3 separate regions of the Homo sapiens genome follow, and all the other regions are linked to region 1. The links are chromatin contacts, found by Hi-C or POLR2A ChIA-PET in ENCODE. All regions are on one chromosome and are shown on one strand. The core of a region is the stretch at or near the end of the contact, and the rest is flanking DNA. Distances in the headings are between cores, read along the strand shown.

The links. A loop is a pair of places that touch in the nucleus more often than their neighbours do. ChIA-PET counts read pairs that join two places held with the same protein, here RNA polymerase II (POLR2A). Pooled maps may share reads with other maps.
Region 2: a pooled map shows a loop between it and region 1 (2.3-fold over the local background). The contact joins the enhancer-like site here to the promoter of IVD in region 1. A Hi-C loop is called at or near these places in 7 of 50 pooled maps. POLR2A ChIA-PET finds 5 or more read pairs at or near these places in 7 of 52 experiments (A549, HEK293T, WTC11 and 3 more).
Region 3: a loop to region 1 is called in a pooled map, with 3 times the contacts of the local background. The contact joins the enhancer-like site here to the promoter of IVD in region 1. A Hi-C loop is called at or near these places in 7 of 50 pooled maps. POLR2A ChIA-PET finds 5 or more read pairs at or near these places in 7 of 52 experiments (CD4-positive, alpha-beta T cell, WTC11, activated CD8-positive, alpha-beta T cell and 3 more).

What each region holds. Positions count from the first base shown.
Region 1 is chr15:40,404,147-40,407,197 of GRCh38, forward strand. IVD (isovaleryl-CoA dehydrogenase) reads left to right here and starts at 1,649. Exons shown (of 12, transcript NM_002225.5): 1 at 1,649-1,825. The coding sequence starts at 1,682. RefSeq lists an enhancer at 2,854-3,051.
Region 2 is chr15:40,510,172-40,513,222 of GRCh38, forward strand. No RefSeq gene overlaps it. Among named protein-coding and RNA genes, the nearest start is that of CHST14, 41 kb to the left of the region's middle. RefSeq lists a silencer at 1,433-1,642. Within about 2 kb of position 1,565, at least 15 of the 41 ENCODE cell types and tissues checked have a DNase peak (open chromatin) inside an H3K27ac peak, as active enhancers do.
Region 3 is chr15:40,491,974-40,495,024 of GRCh38, forward strand. No RefSeq gene overlaps it. Among named protein-coding and RNA genes, the nearest start is that of CHST14, 23 kb to the left of the region's middle. Within about 2 kb of position 1,643, at least 2 of the 41 ENCODE cell types and tissues checked have a DNase peak (open chromatin) inside an H3K27ac peak, as active enhancers do; they include CD4-positive, alpha-beta T cell, where a contact is called at or near this core.

The DNA of each region.
Region 1 (3,051 bases), core at 399-2,898:
TTGGGCAACATAGTGAGACTGCCCACCCCCACCCCGGCCCCATCTCTAATTAATTAATTAAATTTTAAAAATAACATTGACACAACATGGAGGAGGAAAATAGAGCAAGTGGAGAGGGGATAGAGACTTAATTCCATCAGCTCCCCTCTTTCCCCTCACCACTCTTCCTTTCCCTGTGTCCCGAACCCGTGTTTCTAAGTCCTGACTGCTATTATTCTGGTGTATTAAATACATACTATTTACTATTTAATACATCTTTTGTTGTTGTTTGTTTTCTCAAATTTTTTGTGGAGACAGGGTCTCCCTATGTTGCACAGGATGGTCTTGGACTCCTGGCCTCGAGCGATCTTCCCACCTAAGCTCCCAAAGTCCTAGGATTACAGGCATGAGCAACCATGCCCAGCCTATTTAATACATCTTATTTAATATATAGTATAATACGTAAATATGTACTATTTAATATTTAACACATATTAAATACAAATGGTCCCCAACTTACAATAGTTCAACTTAAGATTTTTCAACTTTATGATGGTGTGAAAGTGATAGACATTGAATAGAAACTGTACAATATTCAATAAATGATATCTAACACTGTCTTATAAAATATGCTTTGTGTTACATGATTGTGCCGTTATAAGCTATTATAAGTGTTCCAAGTACGTTTAAGGTCCACTAGTCTAAGCTATGATGTTTGGTAGGTTAGGTGTTTTTTTGTTTTCTGTTTTGAGACGGAGTGTCACTCTTGTTGCCCAGGCTGGAGTGCAATGGCGTGATCTCAGCTCACCGCAACCTCCACCTCCCGGGTTCAAGCGATTCTCCTGCCTCAACCTCCTGAGTAGCTGGGATTACAGGCATGCACCACCACGCCCAGCTAATTTTTGTATTTGTAGTAGAGACAGGATTTCTCCATGTTGGCCAGGCTGGTCTAAAACTCTCCGCCTCAGGTGACTCACCCGCCTCGGCCTCCCAAAGTGCTGGGATTACAGGTGTGAGCCATCATGCCCGGCCTAAGTGTATTTTCAAAGTGCATTTTTGACTTACAATATTTTCCATTTATGATGGGTTTATCGAGAAGTAACCCCACTGTAAATCGAGGCGCATCTCCAATCTAGAAGGCAGCTACTCCTTAATAACCCCTTTCCCATAAAACATGAATCTAAATCTACAAACCTTGTTATATAATAAAGCAAGATGTACTCTGTTATGATCAGTGTGCACGTTAGAGCAAGCACTACTTTTCCGATCTTAATTATTCCAGAGATGCTTGACCAATTTACTGGGTACGTGGGCAGTTTTCTGATTGCTGTTTCCACACTCTGCTTTCCCACAGAGAGATTTCCGCAGTTAGGGGCTGCTATTTCAACGCAGGGAGATAAAAAGAAAAAAACACTTGCTCTTCTACCCCGCTAAAAACACTCATCCTAGGGAGCACGCCAGCATTTGCAGCGTTCGGGGCAGGGCCACTCGGCCTGCGGCCGTTGCACTGGCTGGAAGCTGGCAGGCGATCACGGTTGATTGGCTCGGGTGCGGTCCAAGGGCAGCAACGCCTTCGGCGGGCCGCCTAGGGTGATTGGCTGCTGCAGCCCACCCCCTAGCCGGTTTGGTGGGCGGCGAAGCCTGGATTGGTGGAGCTAAGAGCTGGCTCAGTTTCAGCGCTGGCTCTTCGTGCATGGCAGAGATGGCGACTGCGACTCGGCTGCTGGGGTGGCGTGTGGCGAGCTGGAGGCTGCGGCCGCCGCTTGCCGGCTTCGTTTCCCAGCGGGCCCACTCGCTTTTGCCCGTGGACGATGCAATCAATGGGCTAAGCGAGGAGCAGAGGCAGGTGAGGAGACTGACCCCCTTCCTGGCCCCAAGGCCTCCTTCCTGCCTGGTCCCCAAGGCCTCCTTCCTGCCTGGTCCCCATCGGCCCAGCGCCCACCCAGCCTTGGCTTTTGCCCGTGGGCCGTTGGGAGCGCCAGCGCGGGGGCGGGACGCGGGGCCTCCGACCTCGGGTCCAGTCCTCTGACCTCGGCCTCACGTCTGTGGAGTGAAGATTTGAGACCGTGGGACAGTACTGCTGGAAGTAGAGAGGAGGAGTCGAGGCTGGGAGAGCTCCTGAGAGACTGATGGTGTTTTGGTGGAGGATTGGCCAGGCTACCTACCGCTTGTGGCACAAGGGCCCTCAATCTGTATGTAGTTCACTTACACCTGAACAGGCTGAGGTATGCTTCTCACACCTGGGTGGTCATCGTAATCACCAGGGAGTCTTTTTTGTATAAACAGTTTGGGGGTTTTAAAAAGCCACAGTGAGCTCTCCTGTCGCTCTTCAGCCCATTGGGTCAAAACACAAAAGTTGAACAAGTACTTGAAAGAAGTAGTTGGAGGCCAGGCGCCGTGGCTCACACCTGTAATCCTAGCACTTTGGGAGGCCGAGGTGGGAGGATTGTTTGAGCTCAGGGGTTTGAGATCAGCCTAAGCAACATAGCCAGACCCCCATCTCATAAAAAATAGAAAAGAAGACGAAGTAGTATTTACAAATGGAGCAGAACCAGAGTCCTTCCTGAGGTTTCACTTGGAGGCTGGATGGAGTTGGCGGAGGTATGAGCCTCCCAGCAACTCCGTAGTTTATGTTTATAGCCAGCGAGCGCTCAGAGCTTCCGTGAACCACCTCAAGTGGAAAGGGTTCAATCCCTATTCTCAAGCTTTCCTGGCAAGAGGAGTTTCTTTTCTTTTTTCTTTTTTTTTTTTTTTTGAGACGGAGTTTCACTCTTGTTGCCCAGGCTGGAGTGTAATGGCGCGATCTCCGCTCACCACAACGTCCGCCTCCCGGGTTCAAGTGATTCTCCTGCCTCAGCCTCCCAGGTAGCTGGGATTACAGGCATGCACCACCACGCCCGGCTAATTTTGTGTTTTTAGTAGAGACGGAGTTTCTCCATGTTGGTCAGGCTGGTCTCAAACTCCCAACCTCAGGTGATCCTCCTGCCTCGGCCTCCCAAAGTGCTGGGATTACAGGCATGAGCCACCATGCCCAGCCGCCAAGAGGCGTTTCTAATCTCTTTGGGTAATCAG
Region 2 (3,051 bases), core at 315-2,814, 110 kb after region 1:
GGTTGTGAGGATCGAATGAGGCCATATACCTCAGCTACATTTGTATTTGATTAATAAAAGAAAATACGGGTGTAGGTAGTTGTCATCCAACTTAACTTGCCAACATAATTTCTGTATCTGAGAAATGCTGCTTCAAGTCCAAAGCAGCATAAAATGATGCAAGAACATCACACATTCTCATGACCTGCACATCACATATGCAACAATTCCATGAATGCTCATAGAAGCACCAGAAGATATCACCCAGACATGGTTCTTTAAACTGCTGCTCTGTGAGACTCCTTGGGGAGGGGAAAGAGCTTGACTGCCTGGGTTTGAGTGCTGGTTCTGTCACTTATTACATGTGATACTGGAGGAGTTACTTAACCTCCCCAGGCTTCTGTTTCCTCGTCTGTAAAATGGGAATGATATCTACCTCCTGGATTTCTGGGCAAGTTGGATGAGAAAAGCTATGTGTTTCAGAAATAAAAACTGTTGCTGACCTCTGCAGACTGTGGATGCTGGCGATGCAAGTACTCGTTGAGCAGGCTGTCTTGTGTGGGTGACAGTGTGTATTCCCACGAGCAGTCTTGGAGAGGCAGGACCCGGGTGATCTTCTTAGGGAAAGGGGAGAGATGGAGAGTCCAGAGGAAGATCCTGGAGGGAGCACTTGGGGCTGGGCAAGATTCAGAGACTGCTCAGAGAAAGGGTCCATGAGAAACAGCCAAAAAGGAAAACAAGGGAGAGATGTTTAATGGAAAGAAATGCTTCACCCTATTGTTGTATGTATGAAAAATCTCCTCTTTCCTTGGTCTCCTCTATAAGCCTTCAATAAAATCCACCTGTGTAGGTGGCTTCTTTTGGGAGGAGTGAGAGCATTGGTAAACCCTGCTTCGAGGATTCCTTAGGGAGGAAAGGTAGGTTGCAAAACACCCACATCTGAGTTACTTCTGTAATGTGCCTTGCACAGTCCTAGGTTCAGGGTATGTGCGTAATAAGTGACAGACATTTTACGTCGTGTTACATGTGTGCACACATTCTGGTAAAAACTTGCCTCACTCCACGCCGCAGGCTCATGTCAGCGGCCCAGCACGAGTGTTTCTATGACAACCATGGCGTCTCTACGCCTTCAAGGTGGGCGCTCGTGAATGGGGATGTGGGTATAGTGGGTTCCAGTTCCGCCAGTAGACCAGCAAATCCTCCCTCTTTTGGCAAATTATTCTCTTCCACTCGCCACTTAGTTCACGCTGGTTGTAGGCGCCAGGCAGTGAACCGCGTCTCCGCTCTTCTGTCCCGCAGCGATCGCGCAGGTCCAGGGCCCGCTCCAGGGCACCTGGCCACGGTGGCTCCTAACCCTGGCAGATAACAGGCCTCTGTGCGCTCCGCTTGACCCCAGCGCGGCCCCAAGCTCCGAGGCGGGCTGGGGGCGTCCTCACTGCGCGCCCTCTGATCATGGCTCTGGCCTCACGCCTCTAGCCGCCGCGTAAGAGCCGAGGAGCGCGCAGGGGCAGGTTCCCTGGCCGGACGCTCCCTCCCCAGGGCCCGGGTCAGGGTCAAGGTCTCGGCTCTGCTCGTACGCAGCACCGCCCCTTGGCGCAGAGCCTGCGGGAATGTGCGGGCCGCCCCAGCGCCGACCTCGCGCAGCCGGTTCTGCCGCCGCCTCCAGGGCGGAGACTGGCTGCCCGCTTGGACTAGGCGGCGGGGCGGAGCGGAGGCCGCGGTCTGGGCGTCCGCGCGGTGCGGACTGTATGTGCCTCCCACGATGGCCCGTGGGGCCTGCGCTCTGCCCGATCAGATGGAAAAGAACGTTTTAGATTGAAGTTTTAAGACGACTCTCCCGATGCCGCTTGAACTGGGTACAGGTGTGTGTAAAAACAGGGTCACAGGCTCAGTGCATTCAGTGATGATGCAACTGTGGCTGAGCGCCAAGCCCTCCGGCAGGCAACGCCGGACAGGCAGCCCTCCAAACCCACAGAGGAGCGCGACCCCTCCCCATGTCTGCACCCCACCCGCCTCTGCCCTCCTCTCTGCTCCCCAAACCTCTACTTTGGGGATAAGTATTAACTCTCCTGGCTCTGACATCCCACCTGATGAATGTCCCTCTGCAAGGATCTGGGGTTGCCCTACACGTGTTTGGGCCCTCTTTTTTCGGGCCTCTGGCTTTAGCCATAGACCTTGGTCTTTGTCCTGCTTTCTCCTCTGCCTCACCATCACCCTGTTTTCCGTATGACCCAATCTCCTTCCAACACCCCAGTCCCTTCATCAGCAGCCCCAATCCTGATGCCTGAGCAACTTCATTAAAAGTAACTACCATCCACCATCAGCCCAGGATCACTCAGCTCCTTCAGCTGTAACCCTAGAATTCAACTCTCATAGCTATCCTCGCCTTCATTTCTTAGACTTCACAATTCTGTGGTTATTTCTGTCTCTCTATTCCCCATGCTCACTAATCTCCATCCTTAACATGCCCCCACATGCTGCCCTCCAGCTTTTTTGTCTCCATGGTCCCTGACTCAGACCTTCCCTCCTGAGTGGGGCCCCCACCTCCCTTGAATCTGGGATCACTGGCCCAGCCCAGCACAGAATCTTCTCCTGATGTTGGCCTGATGGAGTTTGTGTGTCCTGCTGGTGTCCGCATGTTGAGACTCCAGCTGCTGCCCTGCTCCAGGCCCCAATCCCAGCCTGCATCCTCATGTGTGCTCCCAAACCGGTCAGTGGAGTCCAGAGACTTGGCAGGACCCTCTTCTGTCCAGCAGGCCTGCCACAGTCTACAGAACAAATTCCAGTTCCTGCTGCTTCTGCTGAAGGAATTGGAATCCCATTTCTTTTTCTTTTTCTTCTGTGTTTGTTTTTGTTGTTGTTGTTGTTGTTGTTGTTTTTGAGACAGTCTTGCTCTGACACCCAGGCTGGAGTGCAGTGGTACCATCTAGGCTCACTGCAACCTCTGTCTGCTGGGTTCAAGCAATTCTCATGCCTCAGCCTCCCAAGTAGCTGGAATTACAGGCGGGTGCCACCATGCCCAGCTAAATTTTTTTGTATTTTTAGTAGAGACGAGGTTTCACCATGTTGGAT
Region 3 (3,051 bases), core at 393-2,892, 88 kb after region 1:
CAAAATGCTAACCTTCCTTCCAAAGTAAAGGGATAACTCCTTCAGCCTGACTGCCTTGAGTGGGATCCTGGTCTTTTCCTGCCTCAGACTTGAACTGAAACATAAGCTCTTATAGGTCTAAAGCCTGCCAGCTTTCAGACTAGAATTTACACTGTTGCCTCTCCTGCTTCTCAGGCTTTTGGACTCCAACTGGAGCTATACCTTTGATACTCCTGGGTCCCCAGCTTGCCAACTACAGATCTTGGGGCTTCTCTTTAGGATAAATCTTTCTATGTTATGTATATATCCCATTTGTCCTGTTTCTCTGGAGAACCCTGACTAAAACAAACTGGGTCCCACTCTGTCACCCAGGCTGGAGTGCAGTGACACAGTCTCGACTCACTGTATCCCTGACCTCTTAGGCTCAAGCAGTCCTCCCACCTCATCCTCCCAAGTAGCTGGGATCACAGGTACATGCCACCATGCCTGGCTTATTATTATTATTATTATTATTATTTAATTTTGGGCCAGGCACGGTGGCTCATGCCTGTAATCCCAGCACTTCGGGAGGCTGAGGCAGGTGGATCACTTGAGTCCAGGAGTTCGAGACCGGCCTAGGAAATATGGCAAAACCTGGTCTCTACCAAAAAAAAAAAAAAAAAAAAAAAAATATATATATATATATATATATATATATATATTCAGACATGTTGGCTGGAATATGTGGTCCCAGCTAGCTACTCAGGAGACTCAGGTGGGAGGATTGTTTGAACCTGGGAAATGGAGGTTCCAGTGAGCCAAGATCACCATTGTACTCCAGCCTGGGCGACAGTGAGAAGGCCTTTGCTCAAAAAAAATTTTTTTTTGTAGAGAAAAGGTCTTGCTATGTTGCTTGGGTGGGTCTCGAACTCCTGGGTTCAAGTATCCTCCCACCTCGGCCTCCCAAAGTTGAGATCACATGTGTGAGCCACCCCTGGTGTGTTTCTTAAACCCAAAGAGGAGCTTACAGATAGGGAGAAGCAAATACCTGATGTATGAATATAGATAGCTGTCACTGTCAAATAACTGTCTCTGAAAACCCTTCCCTTTAATATATGCTCAGCCTATGAGTACATATGTTTCAAGCATGCCCAAAGCCGTTTTTAAGTACCAACGCTCTTAGTGCAAGGCATTGCTGCTGTCAATATGATGTACCAGTGAGATACTTGCCTTAATGAACACCAATTTGAAAGTTTCAAACACTCTCTATTCTGCTGACATGTATTTCAACTTTTCAGGATCTGCTTTCTAGGTAAAAAGGATAAAATAAAAGGAGGGGTGCCTGCCGCCGAAACCGAAACTTCAGATATCAGCAATTAGGGTTAGGAGATTTTTGGTATATGCACACAGATAAAAGAAGTGTGCTGATGACTATTCAGTACCAAGTGAATGTTGTCAGTGTCTTCAAATGGGTCAAAATGTCTCAAGTATTGAGATCCAGAATGAAATAATCTCCTGCTTCTAACATGATCAGGTATCAAAGTGTGGGTTTTAGTGTGTTTCAGTCCCCAAATCTCCCATTCCCTCGTAGTTCTCATTTGTGGATTGAATGAATGCCGCATGCTTGTGTTTCCATAGCAGACCTTGCCTTGTGGTTTTGAAGTGGTCTCCGTGCTGTTTGAAGTGCCACAGGCAATGGTGGCAAGAACTGGGTGCTGATACATGCTGTGAGTCAGTAGTTCTGATGAAACATCCATCACTGTGATTAGTCTCTTTTTCTGCCACTTCCTGTTCCTAGTAGATCAAAGGGCTAAAAATGCCCCTGTATCAGTAATTGTCTACCAAACCATCTGTACATATAGATCATGCTGTTTAGGTTTGCAGGTATGTACCCAAAATGAAGAACATTTGTCTTGTTGATGTCAGGATATATGTAGCAGTCCTACCAGAATCAGTGCTCCACAGATTCATCAAGAGGGGCACCAATTCTATTTTAGTATGTGGGTTTCCTATTGACAAACAGTGGCTCTTTTTCCATTGAAATATGTTATTCGCCTCAGTGAATCCTAATACAGTGGTTTCAACGTCACAATTGCGTGTGCTAATAGAATACCCAAGCTTCTAGAAAGAGTTATTTATATGCATTGTCTCCATTTCTGAACTTCCTATTCATTCCTCCACTCCAGCCCCCGTCACTCCATAGAATCATTTTCCCCACAGTCATCAGTGACCTCTGTCTCACTGGATTCAGTGGGTATCCTCAGGCTTCTTTCTTGACCTCCCAGCAGGATTCAGTCCTGAGAATCACACTCTCTCTGCTGAAACACCCTCCTCCCTTAGCTTTCTGGACAGCCCTCTCTGCTAGTGTTACTCTTCACTCTCTGACCCCTGCCTACTCTTCTGGCTCTTTTGTGGGTTATTTCCTACATTCAGTCACTGAATGTTGAGGCTTGTCAAGGTCTTCCCCAGTCCTCTTTCTCTTACAGTATGTTTTCTCCCAACTCTCTCATTCTTGCCCAATGTTTCCTTTTTCTCCTCTTTTTTAGAGATGGGGTCTCACTTTGCCACCCAGGCTGGAGTGCAGAGGTACAATAATAGCTCACTGGAGTCTCCAACTCCTGGCCTCAAGCAGTCCTTCCTCGGCCTCCTGAGTATTGGGACCACAGGTGTGCATCACCACACCCGGCTAATTTTCTTTTTCTTTCATTCTTTTTTTTTTTTTAAGAAATGGGGTCTTGCTTGGTTTCCCAGGCTGGTGTCAAACTCCTGGCTTCAACCAATCCTCCTGCCTCAGCTTCCCAGAAAGTGTTGGAATTACAAGTGTGAGCCACCATGCCTGGCCAAATGCCTGATGTTTCAAGTACCATACATGCCAGTGATCTCAAATACAGATCCCTAGCCCAGGGCTCACCCTCTGTGTTACAGAGTCATGTATCCAGATGCTAATTAGCACCACCATTTAGGCATCTCAAAGGTACTTACAATTAGACATGTTCAAAATTCATGCTTTTCTCCCCAAGAAAAATGAGGAGAAGAAGAAGTGTGTTAGTCTGTTTTGCATTGCTTATAAAGGAATACCCAAGACTGGGTAAT